Linked DNA regions of Homo sapiens: region 2 is linked to region 1. Evidence: chromatin loops called from intact Hi-C (ENCODE). Cell type or tissue: K562. All regions are shown on one strand.

Region 1 (5,000 bases):
GCACAGTGGCTTACACCTGTAATCCCAACACTTTGGGAGGCCAAGGTGGGAGGATCACTTGAGACCAGCAGTTCGAGAACAGCCTGAGCAATATAGTGAGACTGCCCCTACAAAAAATAAAAAAATTGGCCAGGTGTGGTGGCTCACGCCTGTAATCCCAGCACTTTGGAAGCCAAGGTGGGTGGATCATGAGGTCAAGAGATCGAGACCATCCTGGCCAACATGGTGAAACCTCGTCTCTACTAAAAATGCAAAAATTAGCTGGGCGTGGTGGTGGGCGCCTGTAGTCCCAGCTACTCAGGAGGCTGAGGCAGGAGAATCACTTGAACCCGGGAGGTGGAGGTTGCAGTGAGCCAAGATTGCACCACTGCACTCCAGCCTGGTGACAGAGTGAGTCTCCATCTCAAAAAAAAAAATTAAAAAAAAAAAAAAAATTAGCTAGGCCTGGCGTCACACACTTGTGGTCCCAGCTTCTTGGGAGGCTGAGCTGGGGGGGATGGCTTGAGTCCAGGAGTTCAAAGCTGCAGTGAACAGTGATCACACCACTGCACTCCAGCCTTGGACAACGAAGCAAGACCCTGTCTTGAAACAAACAGAAAATGTTGGAAAAAATAAAGATTCCTATGTATTTTTGATAGTCGCTTTTTCCCAGGACTGTTACTAAATAGCAAGTTGCATCAGCTCTGGGCCACCTCAGGGTACATGATAGGGGTGCACAGTGGTGTAGACAGTGCAAACCAGCTATCCACTTCATCAGAACCTTTTTTTCTTTGATGGTATTTGAAAGCTTTATTCCATCGCTGGAACAGGTTGAGAAATTATGTAAATTCCTCTTTCTAGAAGAAACTGTTTTGGAGTCATACTTAAGTCCATCATTCATTCATTCATTCATTCATTCATTTTATTTTTCGTTGAGATAGGGTTTCACTATGTTGCTCCGGCTGGTCTCGAACTCCTGGCCTCAAGAGATCCTCAGCCTCCCAAAGTCCTGGGATTACAGGCGTGAACCACCATGCCAGGCCCCTAAATCCACCTTTTAAAATAAGCTTATGCTGTCACTTCCATGACAACTGTTCAGTTTGTTTTGGAAAGATAAAAATCCCCCACAGTGTGGAAGACCCCACCTGTGGACACAGGCAAAGGCCCCTCAGGGTGGGGTGCAGCTTACCGGGTACCCAAGCCGCTCAGGCCTATGGCAGATCCCCTGTCTGCCTGCTTTGCTTAGAGTAAACAGATGTGGGGCCTTGCTAAGTGTTTAAGTATGGCTCCAAAGCAATTTCTTCTAGAAAGCCATCCTCTGTGATCCCTGGGAATGGGCACACGGCAACCTTCACAGTTGCAGGTCCTTCCAGAGGGAAGCTTCATGCCCCAAAGAAGGAAGTGCCTTTTGCACATTTGCTAGCATCTGTGGCCAGGGGAGAAGAGCCAGCCCTGACATGCATATCCCAGTGGAGCAAAGCACCCACCCTCTGCAGCTCGTCAGAATACATTTAACTCCCATTTTCAAAGCTGAAACTATGCCTGACCACCTAGAAGCCACCAGCTGGTGAAGCATGGAGATAGAAATGTTTCACATTATCCAACAGGTTCAGCCTGGGTCAGGGCCAGACAGCACCCTGCTACACAACCATGGCCACACATCTGTCTACTCTGGAAGTAAGCTTGATTTCCAAGGCTCTCTCACCTAAAGTAAGATATTCTATAAAATATAGATTTCAGTTTTCTTTAGAAGAATTACTAGAGTTACCCTATAAAAGAAATGGACAGACAAAAAGGGAGTAGCTTCCTCCACACTGCTGAATTTTGCCCCAAGCAATCTAAGCAGACAGTAGGAAGGTGTTTTCTTTTGTGGCATGGCTGGCTTGTTCCATCTTTGTCCTAGATGCTGGGCCTGTGCCATTTAAACACTTTGCGGCACAGCTTGGCATGTCCGTACCTTCTTATATCCACAAAGAAACTGCAAATTCCTTAGATTTTGAAGTGATATGTGGTTGTGTAGCCACAGCAACATTGAGCACATGGCATTGCTCACTAAAGACTTGACTGCCACCAGAACTGGCTCAGCAGCCAGGACTCACACAGCTTTGCAAGTGACAGGATGTGTGCAGGCCCCAGGGGGTCATTTCACAGGAGAGAGGAGAGGGGAGAGAGTGCAGATCACTACTACCTCACTGGCCATGTAGGTGTAGAGAACTTTGCCTTTGATGACAAACCAGAGCTTCTTCCAGTGCCGCTTGCCCCTCTTACACCGGCTGAGATAGCCACTGATGGCAGAGCCCTCTCCAGAGGCAGCCACCTGGCAGGAGGGAAGCAGAGCGGTCAGCCCACCCCGGTGGTCAGGCACAGTTCAAACAGAGCACAATTCAAAATGACACTGCAAACCATTTGGCTGACTACTTATACTGCTTTGACACTGGATAAGGTCTCAGGATCTATCCAGTACCAAAGTCAGCAAGATAGTGCTTCATGCTTTGAGAAACAGGATTTAATGAATGGACCCAGCTGACTTTGGGAATGCTGATGCTGCCCTCTAGTGGTTTTTCAGATTCTTGGTTCCCTCTCAACCTAAGCCCCTCAACTCAAGAAACTTCGTTCAGGTACTTCGGCGAAAGGTTCTTCCTTCTAAAATTAACTCTTGCACTTTCAACTTATCTCTTCCTCACATTTAGGGAGGGATCCTCTTTGTACTGTTGCCTAAAAGGTATTATAGTCTCCTGCCTAGTGGGGTGTGTGCAGCGTTAAGTCCTTTTATTATTATTACTACTCTTTGTGGTGGCGGGGGGTAGTAGTATTCTGTCCACAGGCTTTATGTGGTGAGGAACGCAGGCTTGGAGTTAATACCAACCTGGATTTCCCATTCAGGCTCTACCAATTACTAGGTGGTTAATGATGAGCAATTTGCTGACTTCTTCTAAGTCTCAATTTCCTTACTAGTAAAAGAGGAATGCAATGTAAAAAATGTGAGGTTTATACATATATGTGATTATGAAATGATCTCTAAGACAAATTAAGTGGAGAAAACAGAAGAGATTCTGTATAATATGTTGTCTTCTGGGTAGAAAAAGAAGATCTATGAATGTACATCTGTATTATGTATGTGCATGAAAATTTCCACAAGGTTCCATAAGAAACTTGATGGCAGTGGGATTGAGGGAGGCTGGGAAGGATGAGAAACTCACTTTTCATCATATGTGCTGTTTTGTACTTTTTTGGGAAAAATGTTTAACCATGTATGTGTTTTTTTTTTTTTTTTTTTTTTTTTTTTGAGACAGAGTCTTGCTGTGTCGCCAGGCTGGTGTGCAGTGGCGCCATCTCAGCTCACTGCAACCTTCACCTCCCTGAGGTTCAAGCGATTCTCCTGCCTCAGCCTCCCGAGTAGCTGGGACTACAGCTGCATGACACCACACCCGGCTGATTTTTGTATTTTTAGTAGAGATGGGGTTTCACTGTGTTAGCCAAGATGGTCTGGATCTCCCGACCTCGTGATCTGCCCACCTCAGCCTCCCAAAGTGCTGGGATTACAGGCGTGAGCCACCGCGCCCGGCCGTATGTGTGATTTCCAAGATTTTTAATTTGCAAAAGGAACAAGTTAATGGATAAAACTGTACCTATTTAAATTTTCCATTCCCTAACACTTTTTTAAACCCTTGCTACCTGCTACTTGATATTAATGGACTAACTTGGAAGCAGCTGATCACACTTGTGGACTCCTTGTGTATTCACAGACATACATTGGTCTGTGGTTGTGAATGGAAATACAGACATACAATCTGGTCCTATTTGTGGGATACAATTGAGTTTAGCCAGTTCTGAAGTTTCCTGCGGAGCCCATGGCCTCCAGGGACGTCAACACCTGAGCCGGGTTGGGACCCCTAGGATGAGGGGATGACATGGAAGGACCAACACAGGAATTTGGCTCCTTTAGAATGAAGAGCCCCCGTGATCTGTGCAGTCTGCTTGGGTACTAGATCTAAGCTATGGGGCAGGAGAAAAAGGAGAGAAAAGAAAGAGGAGGAGGGGAGAGGTAGAGAGAAGGATGGGAAAGATGTCGCCTAGCACCATCACTGTCAAGTCGGTCCTCGTAGCTGGGATGCTTCCATTAGGAATGCTCTGTCTGGAAGAGACTGGTCAGGCTGGGACAGGGCAGGGTCTGACTCCGTCTACCCAGGATGACCATGAACCTTCCAAATGCCCTACTTCCCACTTGGGTAGCCCTGCCTGCTTTACCTCTGTCAGGGCTGAAGGGACTTTCTTCTGCTTCTTGAAGGTCGAGGGGTTAATGCTCTGGAAGACGGATGAAAAGGCACTGCCCGAGAAGCGGGGTGAAGACAGCGGGAAGCTCATGCTCACAGGCCGCTCTGTAACTGAAAGAAGCCACATGGAAGGGAGGTGAGAGGCGTGCCTGCGGCTTGTCTTTGGAACACTGATTCCTGTAAAATCCCTCTAGGAATGTGAGCCATGGGGGTTAAGTGGGACCTGAAAGTCAAGCACTCTTCCTCCCTCCCTCCTGCAGGAACAGACAAAGGCTATGGGGGCTGGGGAGGGGACGCTTTTCCAGGGCGCTGGACAGCCCTTCACCTCCAGGCCTCCAGGTAGCAGGGACTGGGCTGTCTTCTCTGATGACCTTAGTCCAGCCCCGTGGAGTGGAGGCCAGGGAAAGACTTTAGTTTTAGGCCCAAGATACACCTGCTCTCCTTCCTGGGAACTTGACCCTGCTTGGGCAAGGCCTGTCCCTTCAGCACTGACCAGGTCTCTCAGGGGCCGGCTCAGCTTCCCAAGGCTCCTGTGTGGAACAGCTTCACCCCTCCCTGACCCCAGCTCCTCTGCTGCCACGCTTATATAGTCCTTAGTCCCAGAAAGGCGCTACAGGCACAGGCCTATAGGATACTTGACAAGAGGGCCTCTATGGTAAAGGACACAGGAGCTCCCTGCCTCTGTCCCCTTACACACACACTGATTCCTAAGCTTAGCTACCCACAGAGCTCTTCTTCTGGGGACAC
Region 2 (5,000 bases), 110 kb before region 1:
CCCACCACCAAGAGAAAACCTGGAAATTCATCAACAGAGGACAGACTAAAGTAGGAGTCTTCATATGATGAACTGCTAGAGACTCATTTAAAAAACGATAATACAAACCTGTATTTACTGACCAGGAAAGACATCCATGACATATTGCTCAATAAAAGTTTAAAAGGAGATTATAAAACAGCAAGTATAGATGTGTATATAAAGTATTGGGAAAATGTTCACCACGCTAACAGTTGGGCTCTGGGTATTGGGATTTGAGGTGATTTTTTCTTATTTTTTGTACTGCTCTAATTTCCAGTGTTCATTTAGCATTATAAATAAAGCAGTAAAATAGCTTTCATTTTGAAGAAACTTGGGGTGGAGGGTGCACCACAATGCTGCCCTGGAGGGCCACTGAACACTGTGTATCTCAAGTGTCCCACGTGACCAGGCCATTCCCCAGCCAGGACTGGATCTCAGGTGAGCAAGTGGAGCATGTGCCAGGACTCTACTGCAGTGCCATGTGTGACAGCCCAAACCGGAAACACCCTACCTTTTCATTAGCAGGGAAATAGGAACCATAGAAAATGAAGAAGAGTACGTATTGTTATTGTATATTACATGAAAAAAGGTTACAAAACCTTTGGTATTTTATGATCCCAATTACAATACATAAAAAATTTCTGGAAGTGAATACGCAAAATGTTAATAGTAGGTATCTGGACAGTGCTTTTTTGTTTTTGTTTTTTTGAGATAGTGTCTTGCTCTGTCATCCAGGCTGCAGTGGAGTGATGTGATCACAGCTCACTGCAACCGCAACCTCCCAGGCTCAAGTGAGTCTCCCACCTCAGACTTCTGAGTAACTGGGACTACAGGTGCACACCACCGCACCTGACTAATTTTTCATTTTTTTGTCATAGAGATGGGGTCTCACTATGTTGCCCAGGGTGGTTTCAAACTCCTGGGCTCAAACAATCCTGCTGCCTCAGTGTCCCAAAGTGTTGGAATTACAGGTGTGAGTCACCACGCCCTGCCCCTGGATAGTGCTTTTTAAAAAGTTTTCTTTTTCCTTTTTCCTTTCTAGAACATTCTAAATTTTTCTAGAGTGAATACTGCTTATTTTTAAAATGGGAAAATGTATTCATACTATGCAGGTAGCATTCCAGCACCAGCATCCATTCACTCAGCCACAATGAGTCGCTGTGCTCCAATCTTGCAGGGCACACGAAGGTGTAAGGGACCTGCCATCTCAGCTGGGCCTTAGGGGCTGGCTAAGATTTCTATCAGCAGAGATACAAAGAATGGGGAGGGATGGGAGGCATTTCAGGAGGAATAATCAATATGAGAAAAGGCACAAGGATGGGGAAGAGTAAAAAATGGATATTCCAGACAGTAAATATCAAGATAAAGAAAAAATGAATATGCAAACAGGATGTAAAACACTCTAGGCCCTTTTCTTTGAGAACTATCTCGAGTGAATTTCTGAGCCCTATAAGAAAGCCTCCCTTATCATTTTGGGCTCCAAGTAACCTGTCGTCACCCTACCCAACCCTGGGTCCCTGACTGGACAGGAGTGACTCATGATGTTTTCAGACACATTGTATCTACTTTCCAAGGCCACAGAATCACTGCTGTCAAAGTGATTCTCGAGTGTGCTGTGGCTCTGCCAGTAGCCCCAGAGGGCCATTTCCAGCCATCTTTTGGCCATGGGAACTGTGGGGGAGCAGGCCTGTGGCCTCCTAGGAGGACAACCTGACTGTATACCTGGCTGGATGTATAAATTCTGGGTGTGGATGCATTCCCTGACAGTCCCATTCTCTATGTATTGAGGCTGAAGTTATTCTAGATTCATGATGAAGTCTTCAATGATTCCAGTAGAAAATGGATCTTGCTTTTGTAAAAGCCACATCTGGGCAACAGAAGTGCGCCAAAAGGAGAAGCAGGCTCTTGTCTACCAGCAGGACCAGCCAGCCATAAGACACCCCCAGTCACACCAGAGAAATGACTGGGACTGTCCTGGTTTTAGTGCTGAAAGACTAAGAGCTGGTTACCCTGCTGGGGGGCAAAATCATTTGAGAAGCACTGGGCCAGAAGGGGTAGCCCCCAGGGGCATCTGTGTTCCATGGGGCTCCTGGAGACTGAGGTCTGTGCAGAGGACACATGTCGGGAAGGTGGGCCTGTGTGTCTTCCCAGGCTGTCAATTTTGTTCCAATGTTTATTTTAGGGGGACATGGTGGGGAGGGAAACAGGAAATACTTTACTTGAAAGGGTCTCAGAAATTCATGTAGCTTCTGGTAGGTCAGAAGTTGTCATAGGAAAGCAGCACTCTTCCATCCTTGGCTGGAAAGCCTGCCAATGCATTCTGACCTTTGGCAGATCTGAACAATTTTCCTGCCTAAAGCTGCACGAGAAAGGGTTTTTTTTTGTTGTTTTTTTTTTTGTTTTTTGAGAAGGAGTCTCACTCTGTCACCCAGGCTGGAGTGCAGTGGCGTGATCTCAGCTCACTGCAACCTCTGCCCACCCTACCAGGTTCAAGAGATTCTCCTGCCTCAGCCTCCCCAGTAGCTGGGATTACAGGCGCCTACCACCGTGCCTGGCTAATTTTTTTTTAAATATTTTTAGTAGAGACGGGGTTTCACCATCTTGGCCAGGCTGGTCTTGAACTCGTGACCTCCTGATCCACCCGCCTCAGCCTCCCAAAGTGCTGGGATTACAGGCGTGAGCCACCGTGCCCGGTCCTAATTTTTATACACATATTTTTACTGCACATTAATTACAAATAATACCACTAATTTGCACCCAAACAAACTTTTTTCCATTAGTTTATCTGAGGGTAAAATGACTTTATATAACTCATCCACTCCTTTATAGGGGTCAGATTTGATTTCTGTCAATAAGAATTTTCTGTCAATAAGCACTTTTCTGTCAAGTACTCTAGCACTGCCTCTTCAATGGATGCTGACCAGAGGAGCAGACCTTTCAAACTATTCTGGACAAAGGAATCTCCATGAGAACTCAAGCCTCATGTACAGTGTTAGCCCCAGAACAGGCCACACAGCATCTGTTCCAACTCCTCCAATTAAAGAGTAGCAATCTGAGGCCTCGCTCACAGTCACACAGCAAAACTGGAATCAGCCACAGTCCTGGCCCTCCTGCTGGCACTGTCTACACTCTACACCACCTCTAGCATTCAAGAATTATCTCTAGCTCTTGGGAGCTTGGAAAAAACAAAGAAAACTCAAGAATTAGAGTGTGATCCAATGGAGGCTCTATCAGGCTGCTAAAAATGGAAAGGTTAACATAATTTATATTAGAAACTGCAGACTCAGCCACACTCCTTGCAGCCCCAAGCAAGAGCGCATATGCCTGAATGCCTCACCGGTAGGTGTCTTCTGAGTAGGTTTTCTGAACATAGTCCTGCAACTCCATCTGTGCCTTTTCTTGGAATTTTTCAATCTGGCTTGTGCTGGTCAAACCTGGATGATCTGAAAACAGAAAAGTACCCCCCCCCAGTTCCCTCTGTATTTGAAAAGTCTCACTTGTAGACTTCTTAGTACTTTTAGTCAAACTTCTGCAAACTTCTTAAGTACAACAAATTGAACTCAAAGACTGATCTAGTTTGGGTATTATTAGAACACTGGCTTTTCCTCTGTTTTCTGCCCAGGCCTGAAGTTCCTGGGAGCGGGTCGGGGACCCTGAGTGGATCCCAGTCTGAACAGCCCCACATGATTGGTTCTGGACATCTGGCTTCCTACTACCCTAGAAAACACATAGTTTTAAAAACTATCACATAAAATTACAAATTGTCATTTACTTTCTAAATAATTATATAATTTGTCCCAATTTTATTAGCTATTTTGTTGTTTGTGAGTGAAGGGCTGGGAAGGAAGACAAAAAGGTTAAGCTGTGTCCAACCCCTTACTGTGAGGTGAACAATTAGCCTAAGTGACTTTTCCAGAGGACTTGAGAGAACAGTTAATAAGGGGAGTGAGGCCAGCCCAGGCATCGTGATTGCTGCCTCTTCATCTCCTGCGAACATACCTTTTAGCATGCTCTGCAGTGCTATACACAGTCTGTGGGCAAACAAGTGGAACTTCAATGTGTACTGGATTATATGCGCTAACAAAACTTGGAAACTGGCAAAGGGCCGGAAAAAAAAGAAAGGACATCGGGTGGCAGCACACTTTTGTATGGTGTAGTCTTGTTTGGCCAATGGTTTAATTAGGACACAGATTAAATCTATTCAGTGCGTGACATCATCAGGCACTGCAGCATATTTCTTTGGGGCTGTAAAGGCAAGAATTTAAAAGCGTTTATGTATTTATCTAGCAAAACACCTATCATAAGAACACTAGGTCACATACAATCTGCAGGGCTCTTTCTACACCAATGATGACAACATGTTCACGTTCAGAAACATCAGTAGATACAGGTGGAAAGGGGTCATGCATCCCCACCGCATATCTTACCGGGGCTAAAGAGAACTATAGCTTTAAGGTATGCATACTCATAGCCATCTATATCCAGCTTCGCCATGCTGTTACAGAACTCCTGCAGCTTCCAGATGTGCTCCATGACTTGCTTTATCCGGTCACCAGAAAGTTTATCTAGAAACCAACATCACAGATCCTGAGAAAGGCTGGTAAGAACAATAAAACCAGCTTATTTGAGGGGCCACATATGGAAAGAAATGGGACCATTTCACTTTTTAATGAAAAATCAGTAATCTCAAGGTGAACAAGAGCTTCATTTTCCAGCTGCAGATGAAGTGACAAGAGGTACCCAAATTCTGCTCCAATATGGGTTCTGCCTCAATAACAAATCCCTAGACCAGTGATTCTCCCTGACCCTGCTGCCAGGCAGCTGGCCTGTAGGTGTACATTGTGAATTTCTTTTATTGTGTACCTGAGTAATAATTCCTTTATTCTGAAGACTCACAGCTTATATACTTGGTTAGGTTTTTTAAGTCTCTGCAGGCACCTGAACATTAAATGCTGGTAATTTTTAGTTGTCAAAACAAT

The links. A loop is a pair of places that touch in the nucleus more often than their neighbours do. Peaks named below come from ENCODE experiments on the same cell type or tissue, not always from the same donor. Only the 100,000 strongest peaks of a DNase experiment are listed, where the experiment ranks them.
Region 2: a loop joins it to region 1, with 8 times the contacts of the local background. A loop is called at or near these places in 23 of 110 quality-filtered maps.

The regions. Positions count from the first base shown.
Region 1 is chr3:14,923,366-14,928,365 of GRCh38, reverse strand. It overlaps FGD5 (FYVE, RhoGEF and PH domain containing 5), which reads right to left. Exons shown (of 20, transcript NM_152536.4): 17 at 4,228-4,358; 18 at 2,168-2,296. It overlaps LOC105376963 (a long non-coding RNA gene), which reads left to right and starts at 4,304. Exons shown (of 4, transcript XR_007095829.1): 1 at 4,304-4,389. RefSeq lists silencers at 2,430-2,724, 4,002-4,181. In K562, a CTCF peak has its summit at 2,533 (motif pointing left); a DNase peak (open chromatin) is centred at 2,525; H3K27me3 peaks cover 1,433 bases.
Region 2 is chr3:15,037,586-15,042,585 of GRCh38, reverse strand. It overlaps NR2C2 (nuclear receptor subfamily 2 group C member 2), which reads right to left. Exons shown (of 14, transcript NM_001291694.2): 12 at 4,449-4,586; 13 at 3,359-3,464. It also overlaps a transcript of MRPS25 not described here. Among named protein-coding and RNA genes, the nearest start is that of MRPS25, 25 kb to the left of the region's middle. In K562, a CTCF peak has its summit at 1,193; a DNase peak (open chromatin) is centred at 1,535.